Linked DNA regions of Homo sapiens: region 1 is linked to region 2. The links are chromatin contacts, found by Hi-C or POLR2A ChIA-PET in ENCODE. All regions are on one chromosome and are shown on one strand. Each heading gives the region's core, a stretch centred on a gene start or an enhancer-like site at or near the end of the contact. The rest is flanking DNA. Distances are from core to core; before and after follow the strand shown. Region 1 has its middle 15 kb from the start of MDS2. Region 2 holds the start of HMGCL (3-hydroxy-3-methylglutaryl-CoA lyase).

The links. A loop is a pair of places that touch in the nucleus more often than their neighbours do. ChIA-PET counts read pairs that join two places held with the same protein, here RNA polymerase II (POLR2A). Pooled maps may share reads with other maps.
Region 1: a loop to region 2 is called in a pooled map, with 3 times the contacts of the local background. The contact joins the enhancer-like site here to the promoter of HMGCL in region 2. A Hi-C loop is called at or near these places in 1 of 50 pooled maps. POLR2A ChIA-PET finds 5 or more read pairs at or near these places in 5 of 52 experiments (A673, HEK293T, OCI-LY7 and 2 more).

Annotation. Positions count from the first base shown.
Region 1 is chr1:23,610,036-23,614,821 of GRCh38, forward strand. No RefSeq gene overlaps it. Among named protein-coding and RNA genes, the nearest start is that of MDS2, 15 kb to the right of the region's middle. RefSeq lists an enhancer at 2,785-2,834. Within about 2 kb of position 3,521, at least 7 of the 41 ENCODE cell types and tissues checked have a DNase peak (open chromatin) inside an H3K27ac peak, as active enhancers do; they include OCI-LY7, where a contact is called at or near this core.
Region 2 is chr1:23,822,982-23,827,656 of GRCh38, forward strand. HMGCL (3-hydroxy-3-methylglutaryl-CoA lyase) reads right to left here and starts at 2,448. Exons shown (of 9, transcript NM_000191.3): 1 at 2,375-2,448. The coding sequence starts at 2,434. LOC105376861 (a long non-coding RNA gene) reads right to left here. Exons shown (of 3, transcript XR_947068.2): 2 at 3,103-3,202; 3 at 2,559-2,607. RefSeq lists an enhancer at 2,449-3,317.

The sequences.
Region 1 (4,786 bases), core at 2,271-4,770, 210 kb before region 2:
TTAAAAAAAGATGCTGCTCAAAAATCCTTCTGCTATGCAGCCATCCCAGCCTCTCCCAGAGTTTGGTGGCTTCTCTCCTGCCTTGTCACAGGGTTTGCATGTGTCTCTATTATAGCTTTTATTTTTTTATAGCTCTGTCACCCAGGCTGGAATGTAGTGGCGTGATCTCGGCTTACTGCAACCTCCGCTCTCGGTTCAAGCGATTCTCATGCCTCAGCCTCCTGGGTAGCTGGGATTACAGGCACATGCCACCATGCCCAACTAATTTTTGTGTTTTTTGGTGGAGATGGGGTTTCACCATGTTGGCCAGGCTGGTTCAAGACCTCAAGCAATCCACCCATCTCAGCCTCCCAAAGTGCTGGGATTACAGGCATGAGCCACCACACCCGGCCTGTTACAGCTTTTAGAAGTTATATTGTAGTTGTCTGTTTAGGGTCTGTCTCTCTGACTAGCCCAGGAGCTCCTTGAGGGCAGGAACTATATCTTGGTCATCTCTACTCCTAATTCCTTGCATACAGCCTGGCACACAGCAGATGCTCAGCAGTAATTAATAAAGTGGATGACTACATGTATGTGAAAGCAGTGTGAATTGCAGTGAGAATTTTATTATTCTTCCATACCTGGAGTTCTAGGTGAAAACAACAGGATACATGCCACATAAACCCTGATCAAGGCTCTGGCAGGGAACAGATGGTATAACCAAATGGGTAATTTGTAAAAAGTTTAATGAAGGGACTACTAACAAAGGTGTGGACAAGGTTTAGGAAAACCAGGGGGAATGGTGCAGTACCCCAGGGCTGGCAGGCAATATGAGGAGCTGTTACCACCTGTGGCCTGAAGGGTGGGGAGGGAGAGGTCACCTGGACCCATGGCCAGAGATGTATGCACAGGGCTGCCTGATAGGAGCTGTAGGCTTCGGGTGAGGGACACAGCCAAGGTGGCAACCCTGTAGGAAGGGGCTGGGGAATAAATACCAGTCCCCACTTGCCACCTGTCCTCTGTCCTCTTGCCTCACCCAGCCAGAAGCCAGAGGGCAATGGGGGCCATTGATGTCACCCACAAAGGTCACCTAATCAAGGTACAGAACAGGTTGAGGAAGGGCAGAGGAGAGTTCTAGAGGGGCAAACAGAGAGATCCAGCATGAGAAAGAACATAATACCCTCAGGATCTTTAAAGGACTTCTGGATATGCTTATAAAATACAATAAATGCTGGGTGCAGTGGCTCATGCCTGTAATCCAAGCACTTTGGGAGGCCAAGGCGGGTGGATCACGAGGTCAGGAGATCGAGACCATCCTGGCTAACACGGTGAAACCCCATCTCTACTAAAAATACAAAAAATTACACAGGTGTGGTGGCACACACCTGTAATCCCAGCTACTCGGGAGGCTGAGGTAGGAGAATTGCTTGAACCTGGGAGGTGGAGGTTGCAGTGAGCCAAGATCGCACCACTGCAAATCCAGCCTGGGCAACAGAGTGAGACTCCATTTCCAAAAAAAAAAAAAATTAGCTGGCTGTGGTGACACACACCTGTAATCCCAGCTACTCAGGAGGCTGAGGCAGGAGAATTGCTTGAACCCAGGAGGCAGAGGTTGCAGTGAGCTGAGATGGCATCATTGCACTCCAGCCTGGGAGACAGAGTGAGACTCCATTTCAAAAACCAAAAAAAAAAATACAATAAATGGCCATACACAACAATAATCATTAGCACTTAAGCACCTACTGTGTGTCAGGTGCTGTGCTAATCCATTTTCCAGTTGTGGAAACTGAGTCTCAGAGAGGCTAAGCAACCTGCCCAAGGTCACACAACAGGAAGTAGCATAGCCAGGACTGGAACACAAGTGGGCCTCAAAGTGCAGGTTCTCATCACCTGGTAGCAACTACCTATTGCTAGGCACTATTTCCAATCCAACAAAGCTCTACAAGGTCAGTGTTTTTTTCCAGAAACTTAGAGAGGTCAGATGATTTCTCCAGGGCCACACAGCTCATAGGGGGTGGGGGTAGGGGCAGGGAAGCAGGGTTGGAGAGTTTGCCATTAGTTGGAGCAGGTGACTGGCAGATTGCACGGTGGCAGCCTCAGGGATTTTTTTAGCCCCAACGGGTGGAGCCACCTCTCACCAGGTGCCTCCCGGAGTCACTCCCCAGCTGCAACCACAGGATTTAGACTTTCAAAGCTGGGCAGGGCCCTCAGCATCCTCTAGGCTGCCTCTTGCCTGTGACTTTAAAACTAATAATAATGATCGCAGTCAGCCATGGCTTCCTGAACCCCTGGTGTACTCATTCATTGTCTTTCTCTACATTGTCGCTAATCTGACCACAACTCTCCTTTAGGATTGTACAACATCTACAGGCAGGTATCATGGGCTGCTCATTTTGTAGAAGAAGTCTGAGGCTTAGAAGGCAAATGACTTGTCCACGATCGCGAGGCAAGTCAGACCCTTCAGAGCCAGACCCTGACCCCAGGGCAGTGTATGCAGCTTAGAGCACCGATCCTGGACCTGGAAAGGCTGCATCCACATCCCCAATTGCACCTACCAGCTGTGCTGACCTTGGACAAGTCATTTCTCTGCATCTTAGTTTCCTCATCTATGAAATAGGAACAGCAATAGCATCTGCTTCATCTGGTTGTGGTAAGGATGAAATGAATGATAATACATAAAGCACTCAGAGCAGTTATTAGAAACACACCAAGGGCTTTATAAGCATTGTATCCTGGAGTCCACTGAGCTTTCCAACCTTGTCTGAGGAGGCTCTTAAAATTGCTTCTGTGTGACCCTGGCTTTCATAGTAATCAACTGAATGGTTCCCACCAGGGCCATGCACTATGCTTCACAGGCCATGCTTGCCCCATTCAGCCCTCACCATCACCCTGTCCCCATTTTGCAGACAAGGAAACTGAGGCCCAGAGAGGAGTTATGACCTGCTCAGGCCTCCACATCTCAGAAACTGCAGAGCCAGGGGGACTTCTCCCAAGTCGAAGCTGGTAGTCCCCCCCTCCCAACCGCAGGAAACCCAGATTGTTATGATTACTGGTATTGTTGTCCAAAACAATACTGGAGACGATGACAATACAACAATCATGGAGGGTGCTTATTTCCACTGGCTCAACAATTATCCCAACGCCCATATGGAGGGGGCCTGGGGCTTCAAGAAGAGGCTTCTCGAGGCAGGATGAACAAACAAGCAGTGAAAAGCCTGCAGCTGGGCCCCAGGTGCTGGAAGAGAGAGTGGGGCAGGAAGCGGGCAGGCCATTTCTTTCCTCTTCTTTCTTATTTGTTTGAGAAGCAACTTTACTTTCTAAATCGGTCATTGTCACCCGTTAGCCCCCGCCCCACCTGGGCCAGGGCCTCTGGTGACGGGAGCTCAGGAGGAAGCTCTAGGGGGCAGGAGGGATGAGGGTGCGAGGTGGGGCAGGGCCTGGGCCCAGCTGGACATGGGGGCTTCTTTCCTGCAGGGGCCTCATAGGCCACCTTCAGGTGACCTGGGCCTGGCAGACAGTACCTGCTGGAGGTGTGACCTGAGTCCTCCAGGTTCAGCTGCCAGTGGGGAGGGGAGGGAACCCTCATCAACAGGGAAGTAGCTGGCACGGTGGTCAGGGGCCTGGCTCTGGAGTCAGACCCATTTGGCTTCCACAGTCTGTCACCTCGGGCAAGTTACTTCACCTCTCTGAAAATGGGATGGTTTGTTGTGAAGATTAAAAATAATGAAACCACATGACACATGGAAAGCATTTAACACGTTTACTAGCACTTAAGCACATTTACCACTGGAGATTTACTTAAGAAGCCAATAGGTATTGGGCATTTACTATGCACCAGGCACTTTTAAAGCATTCTACACGTATTAATTCATTTATTTGGCACAATTAACATTCTTCCCACTTAACAGATGAGAAAACTGAGGCACACAGAGAGGTAGAGTTCCTCACACAGGGGCAGATCCAGGCTTGGCAGGATGTCAGTAAAGGTTATACAATACTGAGGGCGGGGGGGTCTCTTTAAATAATGAAGTACAAGGCCATGCCAATGAGGGACCCAGGACTTAAACCTCACCATCCTCACCTTAAATCTCCCTCTAAGCTCTGCCGCCCTGCTAGGAAGTGGTAGCAGAGGCCAGGTGGCTAGCTCCAGAACCCGTAAGAGTTATAAGCACTATTGAGAGTACACGAGACAGTCACTGCAGAATGCCACACAAATAAGAGGCAGCACTTCCATTGCATGTACCATGGGCTACACACTCATTTAACCCTTCCAGGAACCTAATGAGGGTGGCATATTATTACCACGCCCATTTTACAGATAAGGAAGTCAAGGCTCAGAGCGGACCAATGGTTTGCCTGAACGCACAGTGCTAAGGAGTGGTAGACCAGGATTCCAGCCCAGGCAGCCTGATCTCAGGGGCCACCTGTTTAGCCACTACAATAACTGTCACCTCGCTCATGACTGGGGCTCAGCACCTTCCTCTCACCTCCCCTTGCAGGCTCTCCCATCTGTTCCCTGACAGCAGCTTGGGGTGTGGACAAGACACCCCTGCTTTGGAGTCAGAGATGCCTGGATACTAATCCTCACCCTGTTGCTTGCTCGCTGTGTGTCCCTGAGACAGTCTTTTCCCATCTCTGAGCCTTAATTTTCTCATCTGTAAAATAGGAATTGTGCAATTTATAGGGTGGTCATGAAATGCAGATACATCAATTATTATTTTATGTGTTTTGTAACATACTATCAATAAGCCATGTATTTAAGTAAGTAAGTTGCCTTTGGATACCACTTCATAGGGTGGCTTGGAGA
Region 2 (4,675 bases), core at 1,198-3,697:
CCTAGCCAACATGGTGAAGCCCTATCTCTACTAAAAACACATAAATTAGCTAGGCATGGCAGCAGGTGCCTGCAATCCCAGCTACTCGGGAGGCTGAGGCAGGAGAATTGCTTGAACCCAGGAGGAGGAGGTTGCAGTGAGCTGAGATCGTGCCATTGTACTCCAGCCTGGGGTACAAGAGCGAGACTTCTTCATCTCAAAAAAAAAAAAAAAAAAAAAAGCTTCTAAAACCTGCTTCCAAGCTGCTTTTATTAGAACATTATAAACTCAATTCCACTTCCTTCCTTCCCCGTAACAGCTCTTCACATAATAATTCAGTTTTTAAACACTTAATATTTGCCAGGCACATACAAGAGCCATTTACATATTTATTTATTTATTTATTTATTTGAGATACAGTCTCATTCTGTCTCCAGGCTGGAGAGCAGTGGCGCGATCTTGGCTCACTGCAACCTTCACCTCCCAGGTTCAAGTGATTCTCCTGCCTCAGCCTCCCGAGTAGCTGGGACTACAGGTGCGCACCACCACACCTGGCTAATTTTTTGTATTTTAGTAGAGACAGGATTTCACCAGGTTGGCCAGGCTGGTCCCGAACTCCCGACCTCAAGTGATCCACCCACCTCAGCCTCCCAAAGTGCTAGGATTATAGGCATGAGCCACCACGCCTGGTGAGCCATTTACATATTAACCCATACTGTCCTCTCAACAATCTTATCAGGTAGGAACTATCATCATCCCCATTTTACTGTAAGAAATCTAAGGCCCCACTTGGGAGGCTGAGGCAGAAGAATCGCTTGAACCTGGGAGGCAGAGGTTGCAGTGAGCTGAGATTGAGCCACTGCACTCCAGTCTGGGTGACAGATGACAGAGCAAGACACCGTCTCAGGAAAAAAAAAAAGAAAGAAAAGAAAAGAAATCTGAGACCCAAAGAGATTAAGTAATCTTCCCGAGGTGACATGGGGAGTTACTCACTGAGGCAATATCTAAACCTGGCAGTGTGGCTCTAGAGCACAAGCTCCTAACCTCTGGGCCACTGTTGCCTCTTTACCACCGTTCGTTCGGTCCACAGTCTTCTCCTGGTTAAACATCCCGTTCCTCCTCTGTAAAGCTCTGCTCAGAGAGGGTCCCCCTAACCACACAAGTACTGTGCCACAGTGTCCTGAGGTATGGTGTACCTGCATCAACACCAACAGCGAATACTGACTAAACCCAGTGTTAAACTACAGGCCAGGGACTATTATTATCCCAACTCCGTAGGTGAAGAAACTAAGCCTCAGAAAGGTTACCCAAAAATCACAATTAGAAAGTGACAGAGCTTGGACTTGAACCCATATCTAGGCCTAATACTAATACTGGTTCCTATGCTTGGAACCCCATGGAGGGCCATCTCATTACACCAAATATTTCTTAAAAGCTTATTAATATCTACTATTGCGTTTAACTTTCCAAGTTGGAATTGCCATCTTCATTTTACACATGAGCAGGTGGTGCAGGTGAATGGCCAAGTAAAGATATTAACGTGGCTTTCTGAGAGGGACCCAGTGCCAGGAGTGTATTTTTCCCTCTATACAGTTATAACTCCTTCTCAACTCCCTAAGGTAAAAATACCACCACCGACTGATCACTTATTAGGAGCCAGAACACTGCCAGATGTGTTACTTACATTTTCTCTAATTTCCAAAACAACCCCAAGGGAATGTTGTCCGTTTTACAGACGAAAGAGCTGAGGTTTAGAGAAAGTAAATAACTATGTCATTAAGTCTAGAAAGTGGCAGAACTATTGGGACACCCTAGCTTCAGCTTTTATTTTTTCTGCTCCATACAGCTACGTCTCCCACACTTTTTCTGCGCTGAGAATGGGAGAGGGGAAAACATCAGGATCGAACAGGATCAAAGTGCAATTCCAAGGGAATCACAGCTTGGCTCCAATCAACGCAAGTCCCGCTCGGTAGGCTGGGATAGTTCCCCAAGCATCTCTAAAAGCAACAACAGTTGGAAATGGAGACGAAGGAAATGGAAGCGTGTTCTTGATTTTCACTAATGAAGAGTTGGAGAGGTCTGAAGTTCAATTAGAGGGAGAAAGGGGCCAGGGTCATCGGAAAGGGCCCTGGGCGGGGAATCAGGGCACCTAGGATGGCGTCCCAGGTCTCCATGACCCAGACAAGTCACTCCACCTCTCCGGACCTCAGTTTTCCCATCCCCTTCAAAGGATTTGAGGGGAAAAGGGAGGGTCCAGGACTCCAACGCCCTCCCGACTCTGGCCTGAGAGCTGTCCGGCCTCGCCTCTAAGAGAGCAGTCACCACGGGCCAAGCCCCCAACCCTGACAGTCAGAGTGCCTGCAGGGCCGCCGCCTCGGCGGCTCGGGGCACTTACAGCCCGGAGGGACGCCAAGCCCACCAGTCGCCGCGGAAGCGCCTTCCTCATTGCTGCCATCTTGGCCCAGAATCCCCCGCGGCAGTCCAGCTGGGCCCCGCGTGACCGATGGCTCGTCTGGTGGGCGCGGCCCCGCCCCCGCCCCTCCGCCGTGACTTCCGAAGCTGGCTCCACCCCCAGCCTCTCTCCGTTTTGATTCCGAGCGCCTCTTCCATGCCAGGCCAAGTGAGACGCTAGGAATATAAAGATGAACAGAATCAGCCTGGACACCATGTAATCCTAGCACTTTGGGAGACCGAGGCGGGTAGATCACCTGAGGTCAGGAATTCGAGACCAGCCTGGCTAACATGGCGAAACCCCCGTCTCTCCAAAAAATCCAAAAAAAAAAAAAAAAAAAAAAAAAAAAAAAAAAAGCCGGGCGTGGTGGTGGGCGCCTGTAATCCCAGCTACTTGGGAAGCTGAGGCAGGAGAATTGTTTGAACCCGGGAGGCGAGGTTGCAGCGAGCGGAGATCGTGCCACTGCACTCCAGCCTGGGCGACACAGTGAGAGCCTGTCCAAAACAAAAAACCCAAAACCAAACAAACAAAAACATGAAAAGAAATTAACCAAATTCTGTGGCTTCTTGTGTTTAGAGTGTGGGAGGTGTGAGGAGACACATATTAATAGTTACACAAACAGTTGTGTCATTTCTAACTTGCACTATAAGAAGCAACGATTTGCTACTCACTGTTCCGAGTTCTTAGCACGGATTAACTCACGCATCACGATCTTCAGGATTCAAACACAGGCAGGCAGCTCCAGAGAGGGGGCATCCTTAGATTTCATACCTTAAAAAAATGATTAAGATTTATCTAGGTGTACTTTCTGAAGGGCTGAAAAAAAAAAAAATCTATCCAGGTGAAGAGGATACAAGAAAAACTTTCCAGACGGTGTAGCATTCGCAATGGCCCTGAGGCAAAGAAAATGCTGAGAACACTGTTTTTCTCTCTTTTGTTTTGTTGGTTTGTTTTGTTTGTTTGAGATGGAGTCTCACTCTGTCACCCAGGTTGGAGTGCAGTGGCGCGATTTCGGCTCACTGCAACCTCCGCCTCCCGAGTTCAAGAGAGTCTCGTGCCTCAGTCTCCCGAGTAGCTGGGATTACAGGTGTGCACCACCACGCCTGGCTAATTTTAGTGTTTTTAGTAGAAACGAGGTTTCACCGTGTTGGCCAGGCTGGTCTCAAATTCCTGACCTCAGGTGATCCGCCCGCCTTGGCCTCCCAAAATGCTGGGATTACAGGCGAGAGCCACCGCCCCCGGCCAGAGCACTGTTTTCAAACTGTATGTTGTACCCCACTAATTGGTCACAGTATCAATTTAGTGGGTACAAACTTTATTTAAAACAAAGAACTAGAATTTTATCTATCTATCATCTATCTATCTATCTATCTATCTATCTATCTATCTATCCATCTATATTTATTTATTAAGACGAAGTCTCACTGTGTTGCCCAGGCTGGAGTGCGGTGGCGTGATCTCGGCTCACTGCAACCTCTGACCCCGGGGTTCAAGCGATTCTCCTGCCTCAGCCTCCGGAGTAGCTGGGATTACAAGTGCCCATCACCGTGCCCAGATAATGTTTGTATTTTTAGTAGAGATGGAGGATTTCACCATGTTGGCCTGGGCTGAAGCAATCCACCCTCCTCGGCCTCCCAAAGTGCTGGGATTACAGGCGTGAGCCACTGTGCCAGGCCCCAAATATAAAATATTGCTCTATAAAATAATAAAAGAGTGATCTAAAAAAATAAAAATAATAATAAAAGAGAAAAGGCTGGGTGCAGTGGCTTACACCAGTAATTCCAGCACTTTGGGAGGTCGAGGTGGGAGGATCACTTGAGGTCAGAACTTGAAGACCACTCTGGCCAATAAAGTGAGACCCCAAGTCTATTCAATAAATAAGAAAAATAGCCAGGTGTGGTGGCTCATGCCTGTAATCCCAACACTTTGGGAGGCCGAGGTGGGCGGATCACTTGAGGTCAGGAGTTCGAGACCAGCCTGACCAACATGGTGAAACCCCGTCTCTACTAAAAATACAAAAATTAGCTGGGCATGGTGGTGCGTGCCTGTAATCCCAGCTACTCAGGAGGCTGAGACAGGAGAATCACTTGAACCTGGGAGGCGGAGGTTGCAGTGAGCCGAGATCACGCCACTGCACTTCAGCCTGAGTGACAGAACGAGTCTCTGTCTAAAAACTAAATAAATAATAATAATAAATAAGAAAAATATTAGAATACAATGTATAAAAGTAGTAAAGCCAAGTAC